Regions from separate parts of the Homo sapiens genome. Here region 1 is linked to region 2. Evidence: chromatin loops called from intact Hi-C (ENCODE). Cell type or tissue: PC-9. All regions are shown on one strand.

Region 1 (8,000 bases), 520 kb before region 2:
AGGATGCAGAAGATGATGATGGAGCAGGGGGGTAGGTGGAAAATGGATGGACTAGTTTGTTTCCTACTTCTGATCCTTACAAGCCAAGAGACATTGGGGAAAATGACTCAATGTCCCTGAGCCTTCTATCTGTAAAGGAAGAATAAGAATGTTTGATGTGCAAGATTGTTGAAAGGCATTAAGCTATGTAAGAAATGCAAATAATCAAGCACACATCTGGGGCTCAGCAGTCACTCTTGTACTGAGGTGACAAGCTGCAAGAAGATGCAGCACAGAAGTGGGCACACTCAGGACACAGGAAACTTGGGCTTTATTGGTTGGGAGAGCTCTGCCCTCAGTAGGACACAAGACATGCCTTCCAAACAACTAAAAGCTTCCCTTGAAGGAGTGAAATCTGGGTGGGGCCTGCAGCTCTCAAGGCAAAGCTAAGGCAGGAAGTTTATATACAGAACGTCAGTGACTCTGATGGGCTGTGCCAAGCTGCTGGCACAGAGATAGAGGGCCGAGTCCCCCAGCAACAAGGCGTTCACATTCAGCTCAGAGCTATAGTTAGGGAACTGGTGACCTGAGAATCGATCAGGGAAGTTGCCTCTCTGTCTCTCTTCCTCCTCATAATACTGAAAGATAAACTGGGGCCCCTGACCCAGGGCCTGTTGGTACCAGGACACAGTGTCATGCCCAGACTTAGGAGAGCATCTCAGAGTCACTTGCTGTCCTCTCGTTTTGATCAGGTGTGTGGGACTTTGGGTGACTCCAGCGTCCACTAAGCCTGTGGGAAAAGCAGATGGAGGATGAGCACAGGGACAGCCTGGAGGTCCTCCCCAAGGTAAAGTGGAGGACACAGGGGTGGGAAAGCTGAGAATGGGGCTGCTGTCCTGTGCCCAGGACTCACCTGCTCCCAGGAGACAAAGCAGTGCCCAGCAGAGGAGCCCGGGGCCCATGGCACAGAGGGACAGGAAGCACTGCATCTGATTCAGGGCTTGGTTCTCCTGGGGAAGAGCCGAGTGAGTTCTGGGCCTTGATTTTCCTGATGGGAGGGGTATCCTGTGATGTCACTGTCCTTTGTCCTCCCCATGCAGCCTTCCTTAGGTCTAGTGCTCCAGGACACTGGACTCTCTACCTGTCCTGCCTAGCTGGAGGGATGTGTGAAGGCAGAAGTTTCTGTGGTGATACAGTTCCTCCTCTGCCTACACTGCCCCAGCTCACAGGCTGCCCCATCACCCTATCACCGTTCTCCCACCTAGTGCTGTGGTGCTCCATGCTGGAGCTCACACACCTGCCCATCAGCGGAGGGTGAGGAGCCTGTGAGTAAACCTCAGTTTCCAGCTCTTCCTTGCTGTCCTCACGTCATCTTTCTGATGCTAGATTCACACCAATGTTTCTTATTATATTTTTCTATCCAAGACAACATTCCGAGCCCCTTTTCTCAGTGGCCACTGGTACAGTCCCCAAGATTTAGTCTGTCTGATCAGATCCAAAGCAGACCTGTGTTGTCTGTAAATTATTAAGAGTACAGATTCCCCAGAAATAATTCTTGGACTTTAACAGCTCACAGCACAGAGTTTGGCTTATGGGAGACAGGACAGCAGAGGGAGGTAGAGTCACCATCTGTGCTGGTTTGCAAAATCTATTCCCATGGCTCCCTTCTTGCTGGGTTAAATTTCCTGGTGGCTAAAAGTAGTCACACAGTAGCCTGAATGCTTTGCCTCTTAGATATTTCTTTCAGCAGATATACTAGCAAATGGCTCATAATTTTTATATTCCATAAAGTTCTAGAACAGGACACAATTTTGCCAAGGTTTTTGCTACTTACAACAAGGATGGCATTTACTTCGATTTTCAATACCTTGTTCCTCATTTCCCCCTGAGCCTTCACCAGAATTGCCCTTTATGCTCTGTTTTCAGGAATCTAGACTTTTGCTAGTCTGCTCCTCCCAATTCTTTCAGCCTCTATCCATTAGCCACTTCCCATTAACCAAAGCTGCTTCTACATTTTCAGGTATTATAGCAACAGCCTCACTCTCAGGTACCATATTTTCTTTCAATTTCTTTCCTACTGCTATAGAGAAATACCATGGAATGGGCAATTTATAAAGACAATAGTTTTATTTGGCTTATAGATCTGGAGACTGAGAAGTCCAAGATAGAAGGGCAATAACTGCTGAGGGCCTCCTGCTGTTATCCAAGGCAGAAGGAAGGGGAAGCAAGCACCGAAGTCAGAGAAAATGACTGAATTCATCCTTTTTATCAGAAGACCATTCCCAAGATAATTAATTCACTCCCACAATAAAGGGCATTGATCTGTTTCTGAGGGCAGATCCCTCATGACCCTAGTCATAGCTGTCCCACCTCCCAATACCATTACCTTGACAAGTTTCAACATGAGATTTTGTGAGGACATGCAAGCATAGCACACACATCTACACTATGAGTCAGTATTTCCACTCTTAAGTCTATTTCTTTAAAAAAAATGCATATGTCCACAGGAAGAATTCCACAAAAATGTTCACAACAAGTTTATTCATAATAGTTGAAGACAGGAGTAACATGGATATCCATCAACAGGAGCATGGATAAACAAGTTGTAGTATATTTATGCAATGGAATATTAGTCATAAGAATGACCTACTGATACAACGATATGAATATACTTCAGAAATACTAATTTTGGAGAAAAACAATTCAATAAAAATATGATTCCATTATATGAAGCTCAAGAATAGACAAAGCTACTCAACAGTGATACACATAGAAAAGTTTTTATCCCTGGGATAGAAATTGATTAGAAAGGAGCATGATGACACTTTCTTGAGTGACGGAAATTTTTTTTATAATCATTTCAGTTACTATTGCACTGGCGTATGCATTTGTCAAAATGTACCAGGATGTCCTTCTATTAATATTTGTGTTTTACTCTCTATTAATTATACCTTAATAAAAAGTATTACTAAAAATTAAACAGCTAAATTGCATAAAAGATGGGAGTCATTTACAAATGTATGCTTGTATTCTGCACAGCCCAATTTAAAAATGAATCACACAAAAAGAAGAAAAGACAGGAACACACATAGCTGTGTAAGATTTGGAGAATGTGAGAAGTGCTCAGTGACTGAAATAGACAACATTGAAATTTGGCCACAAAATAAGCTCAAGTGATGAGTGGGCTGAAAAACAAGTGAGGATCAATATCAAGGAAAGCTGTAGACAAACAAAAGCTCTCTAAAAATATCTTCATATGCTGTTGAAATCATTCTGAGAACCATGAGCTGCTATCCGTTTCATAACTTGGGAAATTGGGCATTCATCAGTCTCACAATTGAGACTTTCATTTCTTTTTGGCTTTCAACAGATTGGCCAATTGGTGAAGTGATTTTTTTGCCCAGCAAGCAGCCTGCTCCCCTCTTTGTGAGTGGGGTCCTGGGACACCCGGCCCTCCGCCTTTGGCAGCCTCACAGAGGGGAGTTGGGCACAGCGCAGACACACGGGGTTCCCTGCATGTGGGGTTTGCAATCCCTGTAAAGCCCAGCTGTGGATCTCCAGTCCTGCAGTTAATGGATCCCAACTAAAAAACCTTGCGTCTAGGTGTCTGCTCTACCTGTAAGTGCTAAAGAGGGATAGAGGCTGGAGAAAAATAAAATGTTTGCTCAATATTATTCTGTAACATTTTACAAGAAAATAAATTGAGGAGTCCATGCATTTTCATCCAAGCCAAGGTCATGAGGATAATAGCTGAATTTCTTCCTTAATCTACCCTGAGAAGACTCAAACACTGTTCTATGCCCACAAATACTTTAGTAGTGACTTATTTATAGTCTATTTTTGATAATTCTTCTAGTCAATTATATTCAGCTCTAACAGCACAGTTTGATGTGTCTACTAACATTTTCCTTCAGTAGTCTGTTTACTTAGGTGTTTTAGAACTTCTCAATATTTTTTGCCCTCCAGAGAACACATACTTGGTGTCCAATGGAATCTCAGCCAAGGTGATGTTATCAGTAAGACTTATGAACTTGCAGAATCCCAGATCACTCAAGCAGGTTAAAGCTGTTGCCTGGTCAGACAATTTCCAATGTTCCTCTGAGGCATTTGCTCCTCTGCACCCGCCCCTGATACGAAGGCAAAAATTCTTCAACTGTAGATGTCACTAAAGATTACAGGGACTTCCCGCCTCTTGCATAGCTGTAGGTAGCCTAGCAATAACTGAAAACTGCTGCAACATCTGCATAATATGGGATCCAAGCCCTAATTTTTCTTAACCCTTTCCCTCCTAGACTGCTCGCCCAGACTCCCCAGAGCCCAGTGGACCATAGTGCCATCTTGTGGCCAATAAGTGAAGTTTCATCATTATTTCTTCCGCTGGGAAGTGTCTGCTGAGTGAGCCGGCAGAATATTCCACAAGTGCCGTCCCGCAGGTGTTATGAGCAGCTTCCCTAAATCATCATACCAACACTAGTTCTAACCCTGACTATTGCTTTCAGTTACCAAAATCTTAATATCCCACCGTCATTCTGAAAAACTCTTAACAAATATCTCCAGTTATAGTTTAACTTTTTCTCCCTTAAACTACCATCTAAAGAAAGAGGAATAGAAGGAGAGGAATGAAAGAAAATAATATTTGGTTTTAAATAGTAAGAAAACACAGACGTTGAGGTATAAAGAGATTATTTAATGTGAATCACTAAAGATAAACAAACACATCCTCCTAAAATGACAATGTTACCCCAAAAGTATAGATCAGCAAAAGATGAAGTCAAATGTCTATTAATAAAAAGTAAAATTGAAATATATAAAATGAAACCTCTTACAAGGCAATAAGCAATGGTGGAGGGAGCAGTACCTAATGTAGAAACTAAGGATGGATATAGCTAAGACTAGCAAAGGGGCTGCTACAGGAAATGATCAGCTTGTACAATGCACATCCACTGATCTGAGCACCAAACACGGAAGAGATGATTCTGAAACAGGCAGAGGAGCAGCGGGAGATGAGGACATGCTGGTACAAAATAGCATCATAAGGAAGCAAATCAGCCAGGGGACTGTGGATTAGATAACTGTGCTTTCTCCTGTCTCCTGTGACAGCTGAACTGGACCATTTTCCTCTCCAAGGATTTGTTCCCGCACCCTGAGTTAGAGGACCCTGGGATTTGCTCCTCCTCAGCTTCCCATGGATGAAAATCCCTCTCCCTCCTTGTTGAGCATGGTCTGAAAGAGAGGTCATCTCTCCCTCCCCTTCAATCTCACAGTATTGGGGATTGGCACAGACTTCTCAATTGGCATCGGCCTCTCTCAGGGCATGCTCACATGCCCCCTAACTGTGACTTTTCATTTCCACTAGACTGAAAGTTAGATGTGGGCAATGAAACTTAACACCTTTATCATAGGATGCATAAGTAACTGCTTTCAAAATTATTGTTGTTTCTTTCACTGCCTTGGGTTATATCTGAACAGGAAAAAAAGGCACAATTTCTTAATGTGACTTAACCACAAAAACCTTCCCAAGTGCCAAGAACAATATAACTGTAAAGGGATTGCTGTCCTAATTGGTGAGATGGCCAAATAAAACAAAAACAAAGAAAATGTTATCAAATACTTTAATGGAGACCCAGAATCCCAGTCCCTCTTATACAAACATCATTGCATGGCCTCCCTCTAACTAAGAGACAGGCAGAGCCATTCCTGTGCCCTGCACCTGGCAGGAAAGCCCTGCTGGAGCCTGTTGGGAGCTGGTGAGGATGAGCCTTGGTGATTCTGTCCCAGAGCAGGGATTCTCAGGGAACTCTGGACAACTTCCAGGGACTGAGATGGAGAGTGGCCACACTCTGTCTTGGAGAGGAGAATACTGAGGGCATGATCCTTCTGACCTCTCAGCCTAAAGTAAAAGCAGAGTCATTCCTGACTGGTGGGGAGCTGCTTAGTCTCCAAAGCAAAATAGTCCTTGTTTCAGGGTCTGTCGGTGACATAGAAGAATAGCGGGGCTGTATGTGGTTCACAACCCAGAGTTGCTGCTTGGCCATCTCTGTTCCCAATGACTCCAGCATCTGAATATTCCATGCAAGGAAAGATAATTTGCAAATAATGAACTGGTTCAGTGATACCTTTAGTTACATTCAAAATAGTTGTCATGTTCCAGACTGGCATGCTTGTAGGAGACACAGAGCTACAGAGCAAGAGAATTTAGAGGTCGAATAGAAATAGGTACAATTGAGGCCCACTTAGATGATGGCTTCTCAGAGCAGGAGTAGAGGGGAGGTGAATTCTGAGCCCTTTTGGCCCCACAAGAAATGGCATAACAGGGACATCAGAAAATACCCCAGGGATATGCTGCTATACTGGGTGTCTGTGAAGGTGGGGGCATGGCTGGTAGCATTTCCCAATTTGTGGTGTACCAGCATACCCACCATGACAGACTTCAAGCAGCCAACATGGCTTCACTGAAAGGGGAGCTGGGAAGAGTAGTATGCCTATTTGGTTCTTCTGAGTCATTCAAGCTGGCTCCAGCACATCCCTAGACTCAAGAGCAAAGCTTTCAAAGTTCTTCAATGCTTCCTGCTCAACACACTAAAAATGAGGCCACAGCAACTATAGCACACCTCATTGTTTTCATGATAGGATCAGTGTGTGATCCTGAATCTTGGAATGGACAAAGGGATGTTTGTGCAGAGAAAGGATTTCTGAGTCCTCTGAAGCTGCCGAGATCACAGAGCAAAGAGTTATGCTGGTTGGTTGGGAGCTGCTAGCCTTTGACTTAGAGTAATTGCAATGAAATGTTTCTCCTGCTTTACTTAAGACAACAGAATGATTTCAATAAAGCAGAAACCCTATTCCTTCCTATTTGTTCATTAGAAACATCTGCCCCTTGCTCCTGTTGCATGTTCATTCTCAGTATAAATTGGAAGCCCTGCTCACTTTTGCTACAAGTTCTTGCAGCGCCATTTACAACAGTGGACTGTGTTCTGTTCAGCCTCAGTGTCACAGCTTGTCCACTGTTAGGACCAGGTGTCTCAGGAGTCACGGAGAGGAAAGTGGCAGCAGTTAGAGAGAAGGTCTCAGAAGACAGGGAATTCCCATCTGTGTGCTGGCCTTACTCAGTCCCAGGAGACACAGGGCACCTGAGCAAGAAGCGATTTGATGATGACACAAGAAAAAATGGGTCCAGAGCAACTCCACCTCAGTGACCATCATTCTCTGGGGAAAGAAATTTGGTGTCTGTACCACCACAATTTCTGATCAGTGAATTTGGAAGGACTATGATGCCCCTCCTAGCTATGAAAGACTCAGGGCACCTCTATCAGGGTTGCATCTGGGACACCGAGTCCCCACACTTGGAGAAATGGCCTGTCCCTGAGGACTCTCAGAAACCCATGATCCATGATCACATGATCTCTGACCAGTGCATTCACTTTCATGGATACAAACTGCAGCATCACCCACAGATAGGTGGAAGATTCTACTGCAATATAATCATTGTACTTCTATTTATAACAAGTACTATATAACAATATATAATGTGAAAATTAAAAAGGAATAGATTCAATATTATAAGTAAAACACCTCTTGAGTTCAAGGCCTCAGGAAACTTATTTCAAATCAAATGAGTTTGACAGCAATGAAAACACTCGAGAGTCTAATAATCAGATTTGCTGAGCGAATCAAGGTGAACCGGCAGCAGTGGTGAATGCATGCTTGTGTGTATCAGAACAGCAGCAATGGCAAATGGAAACAAAATGAAGGATACTCTTGGCTTAAAGTAGACAGAAGAAATGAAGTCTTATTGTTATCATGATTGCTTTTATCACGTAAGGACCACAAAAGTTGCACAGACCTTTACTTCAAACAGGAAGAGAGGTTTGATATTTTGTTGCAGAAACTTCCAAGGTGACAGGGATAGAAGAGGCTTCAGAAGAAAGATGTTACTGGGGATGTAGCCTCAGACCTTCCAGATGCCCCAACATATGAAAAAGAGGCATGTTTCCTGCCCATGACAACCTCATGTATGTGGG
Region 2 (8,000 bases):
AAAAATGATGAGTTCATGTCCTTTGTAGGGACATGGATGAAATTGGAAATCATCATTCTCAGTAAACTATCACAACAAAAAACCAAACACCACATATTCTCACTCATAGGTGGGAATTGAACAGTGAGATCACATGGACACAGGAAGGGGAACATCACACTCTGGGGACTGTTGTGGGGTGGGGGGAGGGGAGAGGGATAGCATTGGGAGATATGCCTAATGCTAGATGATGAGTTAGTGGGTGCAGCGCACCAGCATGGCACATGTATACATATGTAACTAACCTGCACAATGTGCACATGTACCCTAAAACTTAAAGTATAATAATAAAAGAAAAAAAAAAAAAGATGCTGGGACCAGGGATGGGCACCTAACCCAAAGACAGCCAATCCTTAAATTGGCCTACAGCTCAGGAAGCATCCCACTCTGTCACCACTCAACCACTCAGATTCTCTTTCTCAGTGTAAGACACAGAAAGAATTGCTAGCAAGATCAATTAGTAGCAAGAACAAAATGAAAAAATAGAGAAACTGAAATAAAAACTGTGTGAGAGAATCTTTAACCACATGTCCTCACACCGGTACCACTCTGCCAACCTCCCTTTAACAAATACGTGTGGGCAAAAACAATATGCCTTAAAATGTAGGAAGTAAAGACATCTTTTCTTTGGTTTCCTCTATTGTACTTCTTGTTTCCTGCCTCTTCTTGACAAGCAAACCTAGACAGGAAGCAGGCTGCCCTTCTCTCCATTTCACCCTTGGCTTCTCATGCTTAGATGGGCAATTAGATCCAAGATCCTTCATGCAGGCAAGTTATCTCCTCTTTCTCTCTTTCTCCAAATAAGTGGGTAAGTAATCTCTCTCTCTCTCTCTCTCTCTCTCTCTCTCTCTCTCTGTGTGTGTGTATGTGTGTGTGTGTCTCTCCCGCTCCCATTTCTTCTCTCCCTCTCTCCACTCTTGCGCATTCTGGTCCCAAGGTGTAAGTTTCATATTGGATAAGTTAGTAATTGCATTCGGCTTCCAATAATAATGTTCCAAGCATTGTGGCTTAAGGACATAAGAATTTCCCATTATCACATAATGAGAAGGCTGGAAAAGAGTAGTTGCTGGTGTGGTTTCAGCCATCAAGATTTCAGAGTGAAGCCTTTGAGATTCTCTTGGCTTTTGCCCCATGGTTAGAGTCCAACAATAACACTCAAGTTCAGGCACAGAAAAAGGGAAATGCAACAAGGGCTTTCTAAGAAATTCCATCCAATTACTTTTTCTTGTGTCATTTGGACATTCCTATCTGAAAGAAGGATGAGATTTGTAGTTCTTTTAAATTGGGAATACTGACATGCCTAACAAACACAGAAGTTCCGCTGATAATGGCGAGAATACCACATAGGCGATTGGTAGTAACTACCCTGGAAAGAATGGCAAATTGGGTGTGTGGATTCTACCTAGGCCTGCTGCTTGCTTAAACCCAACTGGTACCAGGGCTCTGCAGCGAGAGCTGTTGGGTGCTGCTGTCACATTTAAAAGAGTAATACCCACATTATACCCCCTTTCACTGTTCTTCTCAGGTAACAGGAATAAATGGCAGAGCTGGATTTGGGAATTCCTGGGACTCTTGGCACTATACCATCTAAACCATCAAAGGCCTTCTTTTCTAACAAGAGTCTGAATATCACTTACAGTGGAGCATTCAAGTGAATGGCAATTAACTCCTACTGCTAAAAAAACACCCCAACATGGATTCTGAATAAAGTTTCAGCACCCAAGTGATGTTTAATCTCTGTGAAGTATGGCTCATTGCTGAAGTCCTGGAAAATCTTTCTCTCTTATGCCCCAGTAGTTGTCAAACATGAGTGTGCGTCAGAATCACCTGAATGACTTGTTAGAACACAGTCATGAACACCTTCAGAGGTTTTTATTCCATAGGTCAGCAGTCTTGCATTTCTAGCAAGTCCCCTGGTGATCCTGATCTCCCTAGTGTGGGGCACCTTAAGCCTTGAGAACTATTGATATAGCCTATAAAAATCCATATTACTGGAGCTCACCTGAATGAATCTTTACTGCTTGCAGCCAAAAGGGCTTACTTAATAAACTGTTCTTTGGATTCAGACTGAAATCCATCAGACTGGAACAGAGGACAAGCCCTCATAGCAAACACCATGTCCCCCGAACAAGAGCCTGCCTACACTTTGGTGCCTACAGTTTTGTTAATGAATGATTTCACTACCTAATTTTTTCTTCTCTTAGGATGAGTGCTGTCCTGAATGGCTACATAATGGGTTACAAAGACATTCAGCCTTTGATCTTCAGTGCAGAAAACATGTTAGAATCCCAGGAGGCCAGACTCGGTGGCTCACGCCTGTTATCCCAGCACTTTGGGAGGCTGAGTCGGGCAGATCGCTTGAGCTCAGGGGTTTGAGACCAGCCTGGGCAACATGGTGAAACCCTGTCTCTACAAAAAAAATACAAAAATTAGCTGGGCATAGAGGCATGCACCTGTAGTCCCAGATATTCTGGAGGCTGAGGTGGGAGGATGGCTTGAGCCCGTGAGGCAGAAATTGTAGTGAGCTGAGATCACACCACTGCACTCCAGCCTGGGCAACAGAGTGAGACCCTGTCTCATAAAAGGAAATAAATATAAAAAGAATCCGAAGAGTGAATTCACCTAGATTGAAGCAGGGCCAATATACCTATATTCATAAGAAAGCAAGGTTGGTCAAACCATTACTTTGGATTTAAAGTGAATGGCCAAATAAACCAACAAAAATCTAATTACTTGTCATATACAATAAGGAGTAAAAAAAAAGAACAATACATAATCCCTACTCTTGAAGAACTCAATATAATTGAGGATACCCATGTAAACAAATACTTTTTTTTTGAGGCGGAGTCTCACTCTGTCTCCCAGGCTGCAGTGCAGGGGGGCAATCTTGGCTTACTGCAAGCTCTTCCTCCCGGGTTCACACCATTCTCCTGCCTCAGCCTCCCAAGTAGCTGGGACTACAGGTGCCCACCACCACGCCCGGCTAATTTTTTTGTATTTTTAGTAGAGACAGGGTTTCACCATGTTAGCCAGGATGGTCTCAATCTCCTGACCTCGTGATTCGCCCACCTCGGCCTCCCAAAATGCTGGGATTACAGGCGTGAGCCACCGCGCCCAGCCACAAATACATATTTTAATACATATGGTAAGTGCTACAATAGTGCTGTGAACAAAGTATAATGGAAGCAAAGAAGATATAGGAAGCCTGTAGGAAGGGAGTAAAGGAAGACATCATCCCAGATCCACCTGAAAAATTCTGAAGAATTTCCTTTTATGCTCTAGGGCTCTAACTTATGAATAGCTATGTTAACCTGTTGCATACATCGACACGTTCTTTCAACGAGCCTAGCGAAATTTTCCCCATTCCTTTCCCTTACCAGAACAGTGGCCTCCTGAGATATAAACCTATCCAGACTCAATTTTTCTCTATCTCCTGGGAATGGAATGAGCTATCATCTTGAGGGAGTCCACAAGGGCAACTGCACTCCCCCTGCCCACGCAAAAAAAAAAGAAAAAAAGAGTAAGAAAAAAGCTCAGATAGGGCTGAGGTTGGGGAAAAAAAAAAATGTTACCAGGTGTCTTATCAAAGCAAGGGTATCTCCTCCAGCCCGTACTCTAGATTGGGAGTTAGGCTCAGAGGAAGAAACGCCAAAGGTGAAATCAGAATACCTGCGGTTGGAATCCCAGCTGCTCACTAGGTTACTTACCTTGGCCAAGATATTTAACTATTTAACTTTCCTGAAACCACTTTCTCATCAGTACAATGGAAATATCACTACATTCTTCGCAGGGCAACTGTGAGATTCAAGGAAATTCAGCCTATCATAACGCAGTAAGTGGAGTCTAAAATTTCAGTTGCGTGAGATACGGAACCCCATTATTGCTAGATTTAAACGGCTGAGGTGAGGATGCACTGCGAGCCTGCCAGGAATTCCAGGCCTCGCAGTGTTCTGGCGCCACCTGGTGGGAGCTGTTAAATAGCGATGGGGGAGGACTCGGTTGCTGGGGAGCTGGAGCTTCCTGGAAAAGCTGGAGTCCATTGCTTTGCCCGATTATTTGGGGAGATTGGAGGTGCAGAGACTCCTCCTAGGTCTGTTGTTTCCCACCTGTCTCGCTGTCCTAGGAATTCCGGCAGGGGGAGAACAGGAGATAGCCAATCACGGGGGAAGAATGGGAGATAGCCAATCACTAGTTACTTTATATTGTAATCACACGGTAGTGGAAGAAGTCGCCCTCCAGCCTCACCTGTGGCTACAAGCCAGCCACGCGGGCCTCCCCTCTCCCCGTGAAAGCACCGAGCTCCTTCCTGCCTCATCGACTTCCTGGGTGCCATTTCATCTGTTTTGAGTGCTGTTGATGATGGCCACTGCCAGTGTTTCCTATTGACACTACCCCAATTGTATGTTTCCTGTCCGTTGTCTCTCCCCCAACATTGTTTCTTTCAGTTCACTCCGCTATCTGAAGTCATCTAGTGGTGTTTTTCCTCTAAAGTAAGGTATGGCTTACTTTAAGCTTTATGGCTTTAAGGCTGTGCTCTTTCAGTTCCTCTAATACGCCTTTGTTTACCAGTGTGTCCTCAATGCCCATTACAACAGGTGGAATATATTTTGCTCTTAATAAACATATATTGGTATGTCCATTTCTCTAGTCATTGGAAACATCTAAGCAAGGTATTTTAAGGGAATGAGGTTTGATATTACTAATAATAGTGTTCTTCTGTCAAGCTAACAAAGACCAATTTTTAAAAATCAATCCAAAGAATGTAATTCCAATCTCCAAAAATAAATGGCAGCAAAAGTCGAAACACCAATTTATATAGGTTAAGAATTTTTAACATCTGTTTAGTTGCAAAATCCAGGGACTAAGATTTTTTTAATTACATCTGATAAAGATGTAGTCACTGACTTATATCACTACTAATAACAAATAAGGAGCTTTTGTGTTCCTACCACTGCTCTTACTGGCATTGCAGTTGACTTTACTGTTTTTAGCTTCCTGAGTAAACCATTTTTCAAAAAATAGCCAATAGCTAAGGACTATCTGCAAAGGAGATTACTTAGATAATCCCAAACACTGTGTGTACATAAGTCAAATGGAGGGGGTGTATCAATGAAGGTTTGTGTTACCTTTCTCTGAAAGAGCCCTTGATTATTGAAAAATTAAGATTGGATCTGGTGTTCCAAGAAATAACATAAAGAACTTTATTTTTTAATAAAAGATTATAATCTTGATATAAATGGTTCTAACTGTATAGTTATATATCTCTGCTTGTGCAGTAGAGCAAGTTTCTACCTAGACTTTTTAGGGAGGCAAACATCTTTTCTAAACACCTTTAGTGCAACACCGCCACCTGGTGTGGTGAAGACAAGGAGAAAATTAGCTTAAGTTGAAAGTGCAGAATTCTGTGTTTGACACTCTGTAAGCATGAATGACCCAAATGAAGTGGTCACAAACACAATTAATTAAATACAACTGCTACATCATGATGCACAAATAAGGACTACATAAATATCTGCGTATGAACAGTTCAGAATAAAACAAAAGTGAACATCTTTAGTAATCACTGACTTATGTCACTACTAATAATAAAAAAGGAGCTTTAGTCAAAAGAAAACATAAAAAATACAAAGAGAAAGTATCGAAAAACACCAATGGGGCAGCACCAATAACTCTTAAAGGATTTATCGGGGGAAATTCACTCATAAGTGGCAGTTGAACAATGAGAACACATGGACACAGGGAGGGGAACATCAAACACCAGGGCCTGTCAGGGGGTAGGGGGCAAGGGGAAGGAGACCATTAGGAGAAATACCTAATATAGATAACGGGTTGATGGGTGCAGCGAACCACCATGGCAGGTGTATGCCTATGTAACAAGCCTGCATGTTCTGCACATGTACCCCAGAACTTATACTAATTAAAAAATAAACATAATAATAATCCAAACCAGCTATGCCCCCTTTCCTCTCCCTTCATGACAGCGTGCTAGTCTTGTTCATGTTAATATTCTCCTTGCCAGGCACAGTGCCTGGCATAATAATGATGATTGCATGAAACCTTTGGCAACAGCAAATAAAACTGCAATCATACACTGACACATGGAAAGGAACCATGCATTTATCTATATTAAAAACACAGTCTGTGATAAGAGTCATTACTTCACAGATGAGAGAAGGAATGCAAATGAAAAGAGACTCTATTTCAAACCTTAGATCACCAAGAATATCTGCTTTGCCTGCTGCAGGGTGCCTCAAAACCCATAAGCAAATCCTGTTCTCTTCGCCACCCCCACAGGTCCAGATGGGCATGCAAAACTGGATTGGGGAAATTGAGGCCCTGTTTTGTTTGCATCCGTGATGCTGTGCTATGGCCTTCTGGGAAGGCGGTTGTACAGGAACACCTGGATTTATTAATCTTGCATCACCCAAGAGGTAGAACCATCAGTCTTCCACCCTATGATAAGCTCTTACGTGTATCCAAGAGATGTTCTAGAGAAACAACATCCCTCTAAGTTTCCTGCCAGAACTTTTTATGCGCTCGCTTTGGGATAGATCTAGGCAAAGAGCTGGATGCTTTGTGAAGGAAAGGTCCTGGCTTGGAACGTACATTTACCTTTCTGCACTGGGTGGCAACCAGGTCTTTAGATTAGCCAACTAGAGAAGAGAAGTAGAATAGCCAATTAGAGAAGTGACATCATGTTGACTCTAACTCGCATCCGCACTGTGTCCTATGAAGTCAGGAGTACATTTCTGTTCATTTCAGTCCTGGAGTTTGCAGTGGGGTTTCTGACCAATGCCTTCGTTTTCTTGGTGAATTTTTGGGATGTAGTGAAGAGGCAGGCACTGAGCAACAGTGATTGTGTGCTGCTGTGTCTCAGCATCAGCCGGCTTTTCCTGCATGGACTGCTGTTCCTGAGTGCTATCCAGCTTACCCACTTCCAGAAGTTGAGTGAACCACTGAACCACAGCTACCAAGCCATCATCATGCTATGGATGATTGCAAACCAAGCCAACCTCTGGCTTGCTGCCTGCCTCAGCCTGCTTTACTGCTCCAAGCTCATCCGTTTCTCTCACACCTTCCTGATCTGCTTGGCAAGCTGGGTCTCCAGGAAGATCTCCCAGATGCTCCTGGGTATTATTCTTTGCTCCTGCATCTGCACTGTCCTCTGTGTTTGGTGCTTTTTTAGCAGACCTCACTTCACAGTCACAACTGTGCTATTCATGAATAACAATACAAGGCTCAACTGGCAGATTAAAGATCTCAATTTATTTTATTCCTTTCTCTTCTGCTATCTGTGGTCTGTGCCTCCTTTCCTATTGTTTCTGGTTTCTTCTGGGATGCTGACTGTCTCCCTGGGAAGGCACATGAGGACAATGAAGGTCTATACCAGAAACTCTCGTGACCCCAGCCTGGAGGCCCACATTAAAGCCCTCAAGTCTCTTGTCTCCTTTTTCTGCTTCTTTGTGATATCATCCTGTGCTGCCTTCATCTCTGTGCCCCTACTGATTCTGTGGCGCGACAAAATAGGGGTGATGGTTTGTGTTGGGATAATGGCAGCTTGTCCCTCTGGGCATGCAGCCATCCTGATCTCAGGCAATGCCAAGTTGAGGAGAGCTGTGATGACCATTCTGCTCTGGGCTCAGAGCAGCCTGAAGGTAAGAGCCGACCACAAGGCAGATTCCCGGACACTGTGCTGAGAATGGACATGAAATGAGCTCTTCATTAATACGCCTGTGAGTCTTCATAAATATGCCTCTGATTCTTCAGGAATACAACTCTGATTCCTCACAAAGCCTTCCAATTTCTTCTATAAAACACAATTGAAAGTCTCTCCACTTTGTATCAATGAACTCACTTATAGATGAATAAAATAATTAAGCACTATACATGGCCTAGGCAAGAATAATGTTGGTACCCTAGGTTTGTTTTGATAAAATGAACAAAATAATTAAGTATTTGGT

What was found. A loop is a pair of places that touch in the nucleus more often than their neighbours do. Peaks named below come from ENCODE experiments on the same cell type or tissue, not always from the same donor. Only the 100,000 strongest peaks of a DNase experiment are listed, where the experiment ranks them.
Region 1: a loop joins it to region 2, with 8 times the contacts of the local background. A loop is called at or near these places in 4 of 110 quality-filtered maps.

Annotation. Positions count from the first base shown.
Region 1 is chr7:142,493,010-142,501,009 of GRCh38, reverse strand. It overlaps TRB and TRBV5-6. Among named protein-coding and RNA genes, the nearest start is that of MIR11400, 22 kb to the right of the region's middle. In PC-9, CTCF peaks have their summits at 1,744, 1,966, 4,123, 4,326 (motif pointing left) and 3 weaker places; a DNase peak (open chromatin) is centred at 4,079; H3K4me3 peaks cover 398 bases; H3K27ac peaks cover 2,150 bases.
Region 2 is chr7:141,972,424-141,980,423 of GRCh38, reverse strand. It overlaps TAS2R38 (taste 2 receptor member 38), which reads left to right and starts at 6,651. Exons shown (of 1, transcript NM_176817.5): 1 at 6,651-7,793. The coding sequence starts at 6,735. The coding sequence ends at 7,736. In PC-9, CTCF peaks have their summits at 3,787, 3,996 (motif pointing left) and 5,391 (motif pointing left); a DNase peak (open chromatin) is centred at 3,993.